Linked DNA regions of Homo sapiens: region 2 is linked to region 1. Evidence: chromatin contacts called from ENCODE Hi-C or POLR2A ChIA-PET data. All regions are on one chromosome and are shown on one strand. The core of a region is the stretch at or near the end of the contact, and the rest is flanking DNA. Distances in the headings are between cores, read along the strand shown. Region 1 holds the start of EBPL (EBP like). Region 2 overlaps DLEU1 (deleted in lymphocytic leukemia 1).

The links. Hi-C counts contacts between places; a loop is a spot of excess contacts on that map. ChIA-PET counts read pairs that join two places held with the same protein, here RNA polymerase II (POLR2A). Pooled maps may share reads with other maps.
Region 2: a loop to region 1 is called in a pooled map, with 3 times the contacts of the local background. The contact joins the enhancer-like site here to the promoter of EBPL in region 1. A Hi-C loop is called at or near these places in 1 of 50 pooled maps. POLR2A ChIA-PET finds 5 or more read pairs at or near these places in 2 of 52 experiments (HepG2 and activated CD4-positive, alpha-beta T cell).

The regions. Positions count from the first base shown.
Region 1 is chr13:49,689,588-49,696,067 of GRCh38, reverse strand. It overlaps EBPL (EBP like), which reads left to right and starts at 4,582. Exons shown (of 4, transcript NM_032565.5): 1 at 4,582-4,814. The coding sequence starts at 4,644. RefSeq lists silencers at 4,457-4,656, 4,687-4,826 and an enhancer at 4,290-5,287.
Region 2 is chr13:50,507,975-50,514,945 of GRCh38, reverse strand. All of the region lies in intron 5 of DLEU1 (deleted in lymphocytic leukemia 1), which reads right to left. Among named protein-coding and RNA genes, the nearest start is that of DLEU1-AS1, 16 kb to the left of the region's middle. Within about 2 kb of position 2,230, at least 33 of the 41 ENCODE cell types and tissues checked have a DNase peak (open chromatin) inside an H3K27ac peak, as active enhancers do.

The DNA of each region.
Region 1 (6,480 bases), core at 3,333-5,832:
CTGTGGTACCCAAAGATGCATGGGGCCTTGTGCCAAATAGTGTGAGAAACCATAAGATAAGGAACACTTTCGTGGGACAGCAACTTTACTAGGTGGTAAGTAAAAGTTTTATTGGTAATACAAGCCAAAGTGTTATAAAGTATACATTTTACATATTTTAAACATAAAATCTGATTTTTGAGGCAGGGTATTTTATGGAAACATTCCTGCAGGAGTAAGTTAGAAGAGCTTGAGAAACAAGGTACTCATTTTGAGGGAGCTTGTATTTATTGGCTAGCTTTGCTTGCTACAAGATCCTTTCTTAACCTGGGTGCAGTGGCCCACACCTGTAATGCCAGCACTTTGGGAGGCCCAGGTCAGTGGATCACTTGAGCCCAGGAGTTTGACACCAGCCTGGGCAATATAGTGAGACCTCATCTCTACAAAAAAAATAAATAAATAAAATAGCTGGGCCTGGCGGTACATGCCTGTAGTCCCAGCTACTTTGGAGGCTGAGGCTGCCATACACTGGACCCGAGATCGTGCCACTGCACTTCAGCCTGGGCCACAGAGTTGAGACCCTGTCTCAAAAGAGAAAGAAACTTAAATTTCCATCATTGTAAATTAACTGTTTTTGATTGGGAGTAGACTTTGTTATTTCCAGATAGCAGAGGAGACTCATCCATTTTTTAAATCAGCTTTCTTTTACTCGAACACCCCTTGCATTTCATCCATTCTCATTATAAAGTCATTGCTGGACCTGGTTCCTGTCAGCGTGATGTACTCCAAGGATTCCAACAATAAGGAGTGTGGTGTGACTGGTTTCTGAGTACTTTGGAATGAATGGGAACATTCCATTATCTGGACTTTTGATTCTATTAATGTGGGGGGAGTCTTTCAGTTATTTTACCAGCTTCATCATAATTAGGTTTGTGATCAAGTCACACCCTCTTTATCATCAGCTCTCTTTAACCCAAATCGTTGGGCATCTACCCTTTTCAACTCTAAACATAAGAATAAATTTCATATTTACTTCAGCCTAGTTTTTCTCATGAGATCACATTCTACATATGTATCCTTTCGATGTCTTCAGTCTTATATAAATAAGAATTCTGACTAAGCCTTTAGAAACATTCGAATACTGAATACTCTGTCCCGTGCCAGGTACTGTGCTATGGCACAGGATACTTGTAAAAATAACAGGAATAAAAAAAAAGACAAGTTTTGACAAATGTTAGAAAAAAAGAGGTATACAATGATACACATACTAGAGGAAATTGGCTACTGAGAAAGGTGATAACCAGGCTAATGTTGAGCCCTTAAAAAGTGCCAGCCAAAATTTCACTGATCGTGGTGAAAAGGCAGGAGTTTATTGGGCACATTGACTGGAAAAGCTTTCCAGCAGTGGGAAGAGTCTGTACAAAGCCTTGTGGGAAGCACCATGGGGTATTTGAGGAAGTGAAAGAAAGCAAGTATAGCTAGATGAAAGATTATAATGGAGAGGAGGATTAATAGGGGAATGGGAAAGGGCTAAAGAGATAGGGAGGGGCCAGACCCCACAGTCTAGTAAGTCATAAAAAGGATTTTGGTATTCTATATGAAGATCATCATTAAGCAAGAGGGATAATAGATTAATAAAGATCACTAGTTGGTAAGGCTAAGGACAGAAAACGTCCTTTGGATTTAGTGATGTAGAGGTCGCTGGTCACATTAGTGAGTGAAGCACAGACGAGATGGTGAACAGGTCCATGAAATGCATGGAATCAAGAAATACTTGGCTGCTGAGGAGGAGTTGGTGATGCCTTAGATGCCAAGTTTGGGGAGAGAGAAGTATCGGGGATGATTTCTAGGTTTCCGGGTTGTAGTAACTGATGAGTGGAAGTAACATGAGATAGGAAGGAGAATCAGACATTGGGGTGGAAAGTGATGAGCTCAGTTTGGGTTATATTGAGACATCCAAGTGACTGTCAAGTAGGGCAGTTGGAAATACTGGTCTGGAGTCCAGAGAATAGGACCAGGCTAGAGATTTGAGTTCTCTGCAGGTTTTGCTGGTCATTAAAGCAGAGGGTAAGGATGAGACTGCCTGGATTTGGGGTCTGGAGTGAGAACAGGGCCGAGGACTGGGTTGTGGAGCTGCAGCATTCACTAGGCATTTGTAGTGGAAGATGCACTTGCAAAGGAAACAGAATGGCTAAGGAGGCTGTATTCTCAGAAAACCAAAGGAAAAATATTTCAGTGCTGGGATGCTGCTGAGAAGTAAACTACACTAAGAAAATGAACTGTTCTTGGGGTTCAGTGATGTGGAGGCCAGTAGTCACCTTAGTGAGAGCTATATCAGTGTGATAAGGCAGAAACCAGAGTAGAAAGGACTGAGGAGCAGGGTCAAGACATGAAGACAGGGGATCTGATCAGTTTTTTCATTAAGTTTCTATTTTGCTCTGAAGGGGAGGTGGGCCGAGTGGTCCCTAAAGGATGATAAGTTAGTTACAGGACAGGATCCAGAGCATAGGTGGCTAGATTGACCATACTCAGTCGCCAGTTATTTAACTGAGCAGCTAATATATGCCAAACTCTGTAATAGGTGCCAGGGATACAGCAATAAAAAAGCTAGCCACAACCCCTGGCCTTGAAGACTTACATTATAGTGGCAGGAGATTAGCAATAAGTGTGTAAACAAGGATCATTCTATCTGGTGTTAACTGCTATAAAAAATGGTATAGGAAGTGACTAAGGGAAAAATTTCTTGTGTTCAGTGCCAGCATTTTTTTTAATAACTGTAAAATACACATAAAATTTGCCATCTTAACCATTTTTAAGTGTGCAGCTCAGTAAAGTATGTTCACGTTGTTGTGCAACCAATCTCCAGAACATCATCTTGCAAATCAAACTATCCGAATAAATAACACTCCACTTTTCCCCGCGCCCCCCCCCCACTCCCGCCCCGCCCCACCCCTGGTAACCATCATTCTATTTTGTTTCTGCAAATTGATTATTTTAGATATTTCCTGTAAGTGGAATCATAAGTATGTTTTTGTGACTGGCTTATTTCACCGACCTCATAGGGTTGTTGTGATGTTAAATAATGTAGGTTTGTTCCCGGACCAAACTGGGGGTTGGGCAGCCCAATAATGAGGTGCAGATGAACTGGGGAAGAAGAGTTTTTATTTCTGCAACCGGTTACAGGGAGAAGGTCTGGAAATTATTGCCAGACCAACTCATAATTACAAAGTTTTTCCAGAGCGTATATACCTTCTAAGCTATATGTCTACGTGTAAGAGTGCATTCATCTAAAGACGTAAGTGATTAACAACTTCTAATCCTGAAGACCTTCCTCTGGAGCCTCAGTAAATTTACTTAATCTAAATAGGTCTGGGTGCTGGGATGATTACCCTTATTTTGTCTCTTGCTAAATCATGGAGGCTTGTGGAATTCCTCCAGACTCCCAATAAACTTGTTTTTGGAGGCCTGGGGAGTTTCTTCAGACCCCCAATAAAACTTGTTTAATCCTAAACGGGTCCTGTTAAAAATTCCTTAGTTATCTTGTCATGCTTCAAGGCCCAAGAAAGGCCTAGGCAAAACTCTTGGTGGGCTTTTGTTACATTCCAGACTTTGGTATATGGGCACTGACTCTTTCAGCTTTTAATTTTTTTTTTGTTTTTTGAGACGGAGTCTCGCTCTGTTGCCCAGGCTGGAGTGCAGTGGCGCGATCTCGGCTCACTGCAAGCTCCGCCTCCCGGGTTCACGCCATTCTCCTGCCTCAGCCTCCGGAGTAGCTGGGACTACAGGCGCCCGTCACCACGCCCGGCTAATTTTTTGTATTTTTAGTAGAGACGTGGTTTCGCCGTGTTAGCCAGGATGGTCTCGATTTCCTGACCTCGTGATCCGCCCGCCTTGGCAAAAAGTGCTGGGATTACAGGCGTGAGCCACCGCGCCCGGCCTCAGCTTTTAATATTTAATTTAACCACTCAGTGCTGAAGCAGTTGTGATGGAGGCCTGCGATAGTGAAACCTGGCCTGCCACAGGTTAAACGCATCTATCGCCAAGCCAATAGGACTTACCGCTCCTCTCACCCACCCTTCTACTTTTCTGGATTTTTAAGAAATGGAAAGATTGTCAGAGTAGGCCATAAAGGCTTTAAGCCGGCTGGTGGCTGAAAACTCCCTTGGCCCCCAGCCTCCCTGGTAAGGCTTGCTGCAGCCTAATTAAAACCTTTTGCCCCTAAAATTCTGCCCCGGTCTACTGGCAAAATTTCCACTACCTAGGCTTCACTTTGTGGCTTAAAGTTTGAGCCTTGTTAAAAGCGAAACAACATCAAAAGGTGTGGCCCTATTACCAATCCTTTGGGCTCGGTTTGGGAACAGGTTTGGTCGAGGCGGTTGCGCAAGTTGGTGAGCACGTTCCTTCTACGGAACCTCCATGGGCGGCACCTGGCAAAACCACCGGACTCAGCAGGCTGGCCAGGGTGCGAGGCGGGCACGGAATCCTCGCTCTGGCCCCGACCCGGCCGGGGAGCCCCGTCCCTCCCCGGACCGCCTTGGCCAATCAGCTCCGCTCCTCCTTGGCCATCCGGCTCCGCCCCTTCCCGGCCAGCCCCGCCCCGTCGTTTCTCTCCCTGCTTTCCTCTGCCGCATGGTCCTGGGCCGTTGGCGTCGGAAGCCTGAAGCATGGGCGCTGAGTGGGAGCTGGGGGCCGAGGCTGGCGGTTCGCTGCTGCTGTGCGCCGCGCTGCTGGCGGCGGGCTGCGCCCTGGGCCTGCGCCTGGGCCGCGGGCAGGGGGCGGCGGACCGCGGGGCGCTCATCTGGCTCTGCTACGACGCGCTGGTGCACTTCGCGCTGGTAAGTGCCATCGCCTAGACCCTGCACTCCCCATCCCAGAGAGTGGGAGCGGGGGCGGCAAGGCGGGGTGAGGGGGTCCTGCGGCTTTTTGCAGCGAGCTGGCCGCCCCTCCCCCTGCTGCAGGAAGTCTGTTAGCTGAGAGGCGCCTGGAGGCCGCGGCGGCCGGAGTTCTGATTCCCAGGTCTGTGAACAGAGCGCAGCTTACCTTGTGCTGCCGATTCCTCCACCAAACTTTAAAAAAATTCTGTACGTGCTATGTTAGTTTAGAAGATACCTCAGCTTCCTCGGCTTTGTAACCTGCACGTAACTGTTGAACTGGACATAATTGAGAGTAGAATTGAGGTCATTTTTAAATGCCCCAGAGGGGGCAAGGAGAGATGCTTGCTCCGGAGGCAGCAAGGCTATTGTCGCAAAACCCGAAGCCTTTGCCAAGACAAACGAAACACCCGTGTCTAATGTGTGCCAGGCGCATTACTGAGTTTAAAATTTCAGATCTTTACAGCATCCATAAATTAGTTATTATTGTTCCCCATTTTACAGAGGTGAAGGTAGGCGCTGCAAAATTAGGTGACTTTCCAGTGCCACACAGCTGGCATGATTCTGAGGCAGTCTAGTCTGGCTCCCAAGTTTGCACTCTGTGTATCAGTCGAGGTCTTAGGAAATATGTGTCCTTAGAGATTCAACCCATTTTATAAAATAGCCAGGAAGGTTGTGTTTAAGGCATTTATATTGAAATGCCCCGCCCCCCACCACACACGCGCACGCACACACACACACACACTTTTAAGTTTTTTTTAAACTATGCCCAAGTATCAGTTTGTTTTTTTTTTTTTTTGTAAAGTTGACCTTGTTTAACTCTAGACACACCTGTGGCTAATGTGAAGCCAAAGTCAGTAGTATTGAGAAAGCAAGCCGAGTTTTGGGTAATCATCGAGTTCTGTAAATGTTTACGGGTTGGCTTTGTGCCCATGACTGATGTTGCTGGAATTCTTTTTATTCTGATAATCAACATGTAGAGATAAGGGACAGTGAATGTTTCTCTCAACTCCTTTATTTATAGAATTCTTTTTTTTTTTTTTTGTCTTTTTTTTTGTTGTTGTTCTTGAGACAGAGTCTAACACTGTTGCCCAGGCTGGAGTGTAGTGGCACTATCTCGGCTCACTGCAACCTCCGCCCCTTGGGTTAAAGCTATTCTCCTGCCTCAGCCTCCCGAGTAGCTGGGATTACGGGCGCCCGTCACCACGCCCAGCTAATTTTTGTGTTTTTAGTAGAGATGAGGTTTCACTATGTTGGCCAGACTGGTCTCAAACCCCTAACATCAGATGATCTGCCCACCTTGGCCTCCCAAAGTGCTGGGATGACAGGCGTGAGCCACCGCCACCGCCACCAGCCGAGAATTGATTTTTAAGCTATCACTTGAACACAAGGTTTCCCACAGAACAAGGGAGATAAAGCAGATTGCTAGGCCCGGTTAGAAAAAATGTATAACAAAATGTATAACATAACAAAAATGTTGCTAGGCCCAGTGAGAGAAAACTGTGTAACATATTGGCTGGGTATAACTGTATATAGCATATCAGAATGTATATATATAAAAATGTATAACATATCGGACACAGTGGCTCATGCCTGTAATCCCAGCATTTTGGGAGGCTGAGGCGGGTGG
Region 2 (6,971 bases), core at 981-3,480, 820 kb before region 1:
TAGCCCCACAGCTGCAAAATGCTATCTGGCCTTTGAATCAGCACTCAGTGCTCCCCTTACCACTCTTAACTCTTAACTGCAAGAGTTAAACGCTGGAAAAGCTCAATCTAATATTCACTAAACAAACACTGAGAACCAGCTTTCTAATCATCACGTCTGCATCTTTTCTCATTACCTCCAGACTTTTGTCATAGGCCCTTGAAAAACTGGGCCTCTTGAAAAAAATGCAAAGAAAATCTTCTTGTTGTCCAAGGGCAAAGTTCTCACCCTTTCCTGATGTGACTACCTTAAGTGGTCTATACACTCCAGCAGAAAGTGGGAAACCCTCACAAAAGAATCTTTACCACGTCCCTATGAAATATTTTTATTCCTTTATAAAGTTGATTAATCTTCACAATAGAGCAATTATGTCTCTTTTCTCTCTCCTTCCTTCCTCCCTTCCTCCCTTTCTTTTCTTTCTTTCTTTCCTTCTTTCTTTCTTCCTTTCTTTCTCTCTTTTCTTTCTTTCTTTCTTCCCTTTTCTTTCTTCCTTTTCTTTTTTCTTTCTTTCTCTTTCTTTCTCTCTTTCTTTCTTCTTTCTTGATCAATAGAAACTTTCTCTAATTTTTATGGTGAACCGACATGATGCCATGGAATGCAGATTTAGATGGAACATTAAGCCCAGTTGGATTTTAAAATCCTTTATGGAGTCAAGGAAAACTACGCCCACCTCCATTAGGTAATGTCCTTCGATGCCTTGCATTCCACCCACAGTCAGAGTATTTTACCATATGGTCATTAATTTTTCAGCATTATAAAAATTGAGAAAATTTATTTATTTTCAAAAAATGTTTAACACTAACACTTAACCCTACACTAAAAATAAAAAGCAACAATGTCTAGAAATATGTTTTGTTCCATCATAGCTTCCATTGTTAAAATGTAGAACAAGCTGTCAAAATTCAAACACCCCTTAGCGCCAAAAAAAAAATCATTCTGTTTGACTTAGGAGCCTCCTCTTGGTATGATTTGCTTCACCCTAACTGAATTTATTGAGGATTACAGAGGTTGTGCATTGAAGTGTCCCTTCCAAAACCCAAACAAATCTCTCACACAAAGAGGACAACAGTAAAAGAAGCATGCAATTTACCAGGGCAGGCTGCTTACTGTCTTTTTTTTCTGATTTGCTTTACTTGTTTTAGTTTATGTTTTCATAAATCCTGTTTTGTTTAGCAACAGGTGTAACCCAGCTGCACCCACCCTAAAGTTGCTGTCTTTCTATTTCAGACTGTCTCCTGACATGGAATGACTCCAGAAGGCTCAGCCAAGAAAATAATTATGACAAGCTCAGAGAAATCTATAAAATGTTTAAATAGCTAACTAGCATGTTAACTACTGGAGGAAGCAGGTAGAATTAAATGGAAATATTAACTTTGAGATTAAAAAAATAAGAAGACAGAAAGAAAGCAAGCCCCAGGAAAAGTAAGGGAAAGGAGCAGTGAGCCAGGAGCGAGAGGAGGCTGGCCTTGGAAGCAGCGACAGTCTGAAAATATAGGTGCTGTAAAATATTTACTTGTCCTAAGTGCTTTCTCCTCCCCTGCCTGGTTGTGCCAACTCACAACCTCTTGTAAACTCTTCCATTTTTTATGGTTTTCTAGGGGCAGATGCTTATCAGCTGAAAGGTGAACTGCAACTATTTCACAGAAAATAAACTCAGAGTATGTTTATGTGATTGTTACTCTAAGACAGCAAGAAAAAAAAAATGAATTCAGCACACGAGCCATTTTAAAAATCTTGATCCTCGCCAAACCCCAAACCAAATTTGTGTCTTACACTGTTCTCTTCAGCCCCCTTTCACGTTCCTCCCCACAAGAATATAATCATTTGGACAACCCTAAGAGTCGCAAGCTAAGTCACTATTGTCACAGCTTGGCTTGTCTGGCAGTTTGGACACTGCCCAGTGTCCCCTCCAGGGAGCAGAGGAATCCGTGTAAAGATTTTACTTAATCATTATTTTTAACCTTTGGGGGTTGCAGCTAATGATATGAAAAAAGCCTTCAAAACCACACAATATACTGGGGCATAAAAATGGCCTATATTTGAAAATAACTCCAAGTTTAGCTGTTTTGGAATAAAGCAAATGTTTAAAGTAGCCTGAAGTGAAACTTGAATGTTTCAATAGGCCCAGCTGCCTCTGAGGCTGGCGTGGGGCTCGGGGAGGAAGCGGTGGTTTCTCTTTGAAGCCTGGCTGCAACAAGTCCAGGAGCGGCCAAATTGCAGAGAGAAGCTGCCTCCCCAGCCTGCAGGTCCCCCCGAGAGCTGCTGAGACAGAGCCATCATCATCTCACTTCTTTCCTGAAGGCAGAAAAAGAGGAGGAAAACAAGAAACACAAAAGGAGGACTTGGAAGATTTAGGGCTCTGAGTGCAAACGTTTTTGTGGCAATTAAAGTTTAAAGAAACCAAGCTGGCCCGCAGCAGGAGGAACTATGTTGAACACCAAGCAAACTGAGGAGGAGAGAATTGGAGTTTTTATTTTCTGCTTTGATAAAACAAACAAATAAACAGACAGACAAAAAAACTGGGATCCAAGAAACGAAGGAGACAAGATGACCGAGTGGGAACATGTCTCCAATGGGTTGTTTCATTTTTTGTTTCCGGTAATGAACCACCAGCAAATCCGAAGTACCCTACACCCTACATTGTCCCCTCCTTGTCTTCTAAGTGACCTAGTAGCAAGCTTTTTTTTTTTTTTTCCAAATTCTGTGGTCTATAGTGTATGTCAGAAGAGAACCTCCTCCCCCATCCTCTTTTCTCAGCTGAAGACTGGCTCCCTATGTCACTAAGATTACAAAAGAGGAACTTCCAAGCACTCCCATGTCCATAAATACTCACCTTTGTTTGCAAACCTCACATTCTGCTTCCTCTCCTGTCACTCTGTATGAACAGTCCATAACCCTTCGGCCACCCTCCACCTATGCGCTGGAACCCAAATGCACTCACCTACTCCAGGACATCATTTGTCCCCTGTCTCTTCTGCTGCATCATCAACTTCTACTTTTGACTATATTATTCCCACATACAAACATGCTGCAATTCTCCCATTTCAGGGGAAAAAAGTTTCTCTTTACCCCACTTCACCACCAGCTACCATCCCATCTTCTGGTCCCCTTTATGATAAAACTATGAAAAGCATAATTTATATCAGTGCTGTCCAGTAGCCATATAATGTGAGCCACATCTGTCATTTTAATTTTTCTAGTAGCCACATGAAAAAAATTTAAAAAGAAACAAATGAAATTAATTTTAATAATAAATTTTTGGAGTTATTTTCAGATATAGGCCATTTTTATGCCCCAGTTCTGTACAGCCCCAATTTCTCCTCCTTCCATCCTCTTTTGAACCCATGTCTCAGGGTTTTGCCTTCACCACTCAACTGACACTGCTCTTATCAAAGTCTCCAATAATTTGCTCTATCTAGAGGTCAATTCTCAGCCTATCACTTGCTTGACCTGTCACACTGTATTAGTCAATGTTCTCTAAAGGGACAGAACTAATTGGACAGATGAATGTATGAAGGGGAGTTTGTTAGGAGAACTGACTCACATGATCACAAGGTTAAGTCTCACAATAGGCCATCTGCAAGCTAAGAAGCCAGGAAGCCAGTCTGAGTCCCAAAACCTCAAAAGCAGGAAAGCTGACAGTGTAGCCTTCAGTCTGTGGCCAAAGGCCCAAGAGCCCCTGGCAAACCACTGGTGTAAGTCCAAGAGTCCAAGAACTTGGAGTCTGATGTTTGAGGGCAGGAAGCATTCAGCACAAGAGAAAGATGGAGACCAGAAGACTCAGCCAGTCTAGTCCTTCCACATTCTTCTGCCTGCTTTTATCCTAGCTGTGCTGGCAGCTGATTAGATTGTGCCCACCAAGACTGATGGTGGGGTCTGTGCCTCCCAGTCCACTGACTCAAATGTTAATCTCCTTTGGCAACATCCCCACAGACACACCCAGGAACAATACTTTGCATCCTTCAATCCTATCAAGTTGACACTCAATATTTACCATTAAGCGGCATTTAACCCAGCAGATCACTCTTTCCTGCTTGATAAACTTTCTTCCCTTGGCTTCCAGGATACCACCACACTCTCCTGGCTTTCCCCTTACCTCACTGGTTGCTGCTCCCCCGTCACCTTTGCTGGTTTATTCTCGTCTTTTCGCCCTCTAAATTATGTGCCAGTGGAAAGTCCCAGCACTCATTCTTCCATCCTCTTTACTTTTCTAGTCACTCTGTCTCCTGGATGCTGTCATCCACCTATTTGTTGACAAATCTCCACCCTGGATCTCCCTTCTGAACTCCAGCCCCATAATCTCCCTTCAGGCCCATGTATCTCCATTTGGACATCGCAAGGCCTATCAAACCTAATGTGTGCAGAAATTGATCTCCTGATTACCACCCTTGAAACTTTCTTCTCCTGCTACTTATCTCATCTCAGGATATGGCAACTTCTTGCTCCGGTCTTGAGAACATCCTTGTTCATCTTTCTCATACACTACCTCCAATCCTTCAACAAATCCTCTCAAGTATACCCTCAAAATATATCCCCAATCTGCCCATTTCTTTCCTTCTTGTCTGTTTTGCTTCTCACGGTAGGTGGCTGGTACTAAGTGGTCGATGATAAATGAAAGACCACTTCCTGAACCCATGAGAAGCAGAGACAGGCTGGTGTTGCATCATTTTATGCCCAGCTACAGCTGATGTTACAGACACTATAGTAATACTACAGAGCTGGGGGTGGGAACCAGAGAGGGCTGGAGATTTCCCTGAGTAGGGAAGAAGAGACACAGCAGAGTAGCTCAGGTGTGATCATTTGCAGCCTAACTAGGTGGAATGCCATGGCTGGGCCACTCCACTTTGCCATTCCTTATCCATCCAGTGCAATTAACCTAAGTGTTCTAATTGCCTCCTCCCACTCCCTTCAAGAATACCATCAATCTCTCTGGCATTGGTTGCTCTGATTTTAAAGGCCCTCATACCAGTCCCATGTGTCATCTTCCCTTCTCTCTCAACTTGATAAAAGAGAGGGAAAACCCTTGTAGGCTCCTACTCTAAGGTCTAGAAATCAGCTTTGTGCTCAAGGAATTTTTTCTATGTCATTGAATCTAACATTTTAAAATCAAGTTGGAGAAATCACAAACTAGAAGATTTATAGATTTTGTATATAAAAATAAAAAATTACTCCATTCATAAGAGACTAAACAATCTTAAAAATTACTCAACAAATGGGAAAAAAATAGTCACAGAAACTAAGTCACATAATTAATATTTAAATAAAGCTGTAGGATCCAAAAGATAAATACATATGTAAATGATATGAACATATAGTCCTCAAGAGACAATACAAGTGGTTAGCAAATATTGAAAACTGAGTTGGGCAAGGTGGTTAAGGCCTGTAATCCCAACAATTTGGGGGGCTGAAGAGGAAAGATGGCTTGAGCTCAGGAGCTTGAGACCAGCCAGGGAAACATAGGGAGACCTCATCTCTGAAAATATGTTTAAAAATTAGCCAGGCATAATGGCACACACTTGTGGTCCCAGCTACTCAGCAGGCTGTGTGGGAGGATTGCTTGAGCCCAAGAGGTCAAGGCTACAGTGAGCCATGACTGCTCTATTGCATTCCAGCCTGGGCAACAGTGAGACCCTGTATCAAAAAAAAAAAAAAAAGGATTTGGACTTTGCTAAGGAAATAAGAAATAAGAAATCTGAAATAAGAAAAATAAAACTTGTATTCAAAAGGTTTTATAGTGAAGATGGCCAAATAGGAACAGCTCCAGTCTAGAGCTCCCAGCGTGAGCGATGCAGAAGACAGGTGATTTCTGCATTTCCAACTGAGGTACTGGGCTCATCTCACTGGCGAGTGCTGGAAAGTGGGTGCAGGACAGTGGGTGCAGTGCACCCAGTGTGAGCCAAAGCAGGGCAAGGCATCGCCTCAACCGGGAAGCACAAGGGGTCAGGGAATTCCCTTTCCTAGTCAAAGAAAGGGGTGACAGATGGCACCTGGAAAATTGGGTCACTCCCACCCTAATACTGTGCTTTTCCAATGGTCTTAGCAAATGGCACACCAGGAGATTATATCCTGTGCCTGGCTCGGAGGATCCTACGCCCACAGAGCCTCGCTCATGCTAGCACAGCGGTCTGAGATCAAACTGCAAGGTGGCAGTGAGGCTGGGGGAGGGGCGCCCACCATTGCTGAGGCTTGAGTAGGTAAACAAAGCAACCGGGAAGCTCGAACTAGGTGGAGCCCACCGCAGCTCAAGGAGGCCTGCCTGCCTCTGTAGACCTCACCTCTGGGGGCAGGGCATAGCTGAACAAAAGGCAGCAGAAACCTCTGCAGACTTAAATGTCCCTGTCTGACAGCTTTGAAGAGAGTAGTGGTTCTCCCAGCAGGCAGCTTGAGATCTGAGAACGGACAGACTGCCTCCTCAAGTGGGTCCCTGACCCCCAAGTAGCCTAACTGGGAGGCACCCCCCAGTAGGGGCAGACTGACACCTCACATGGCCGGGTACTCCCCTGAGACAAAACTTCCAGAGGAACGATCAGGCAGAAACATTTGCTGCTCACCAATATCCACTGTTCTGTAGCCTCTGCTGCTGATACTCAGGCAAACAGGGTCTCAAGTGGACCTCCAGCAAACTCCAACAGACCTTCAGCTGAGGGTCCTGACTCTTAGAAGGAAAACTAACAAACAGAAAGGACATCCACACCAAAACCCCATCTGTACGTCACCATCATCAAAGACCAAAGGTAGATAAAACCATGAAGATGGGGAAAAAACAGAGCAGAAAAACTGGAAACTCTAAAAATCAGAGCACCTCTCCTCCTCCAAAGGAACGCAGCTCCTCACCAGCAACAGAACAAAGCTGGACGGAGAATGACTTTGACAAGTTGAGAGAAGAAGGCTTCAGACGATCAAACTACTCCAAGCTAAAGGATGAAGTTCCA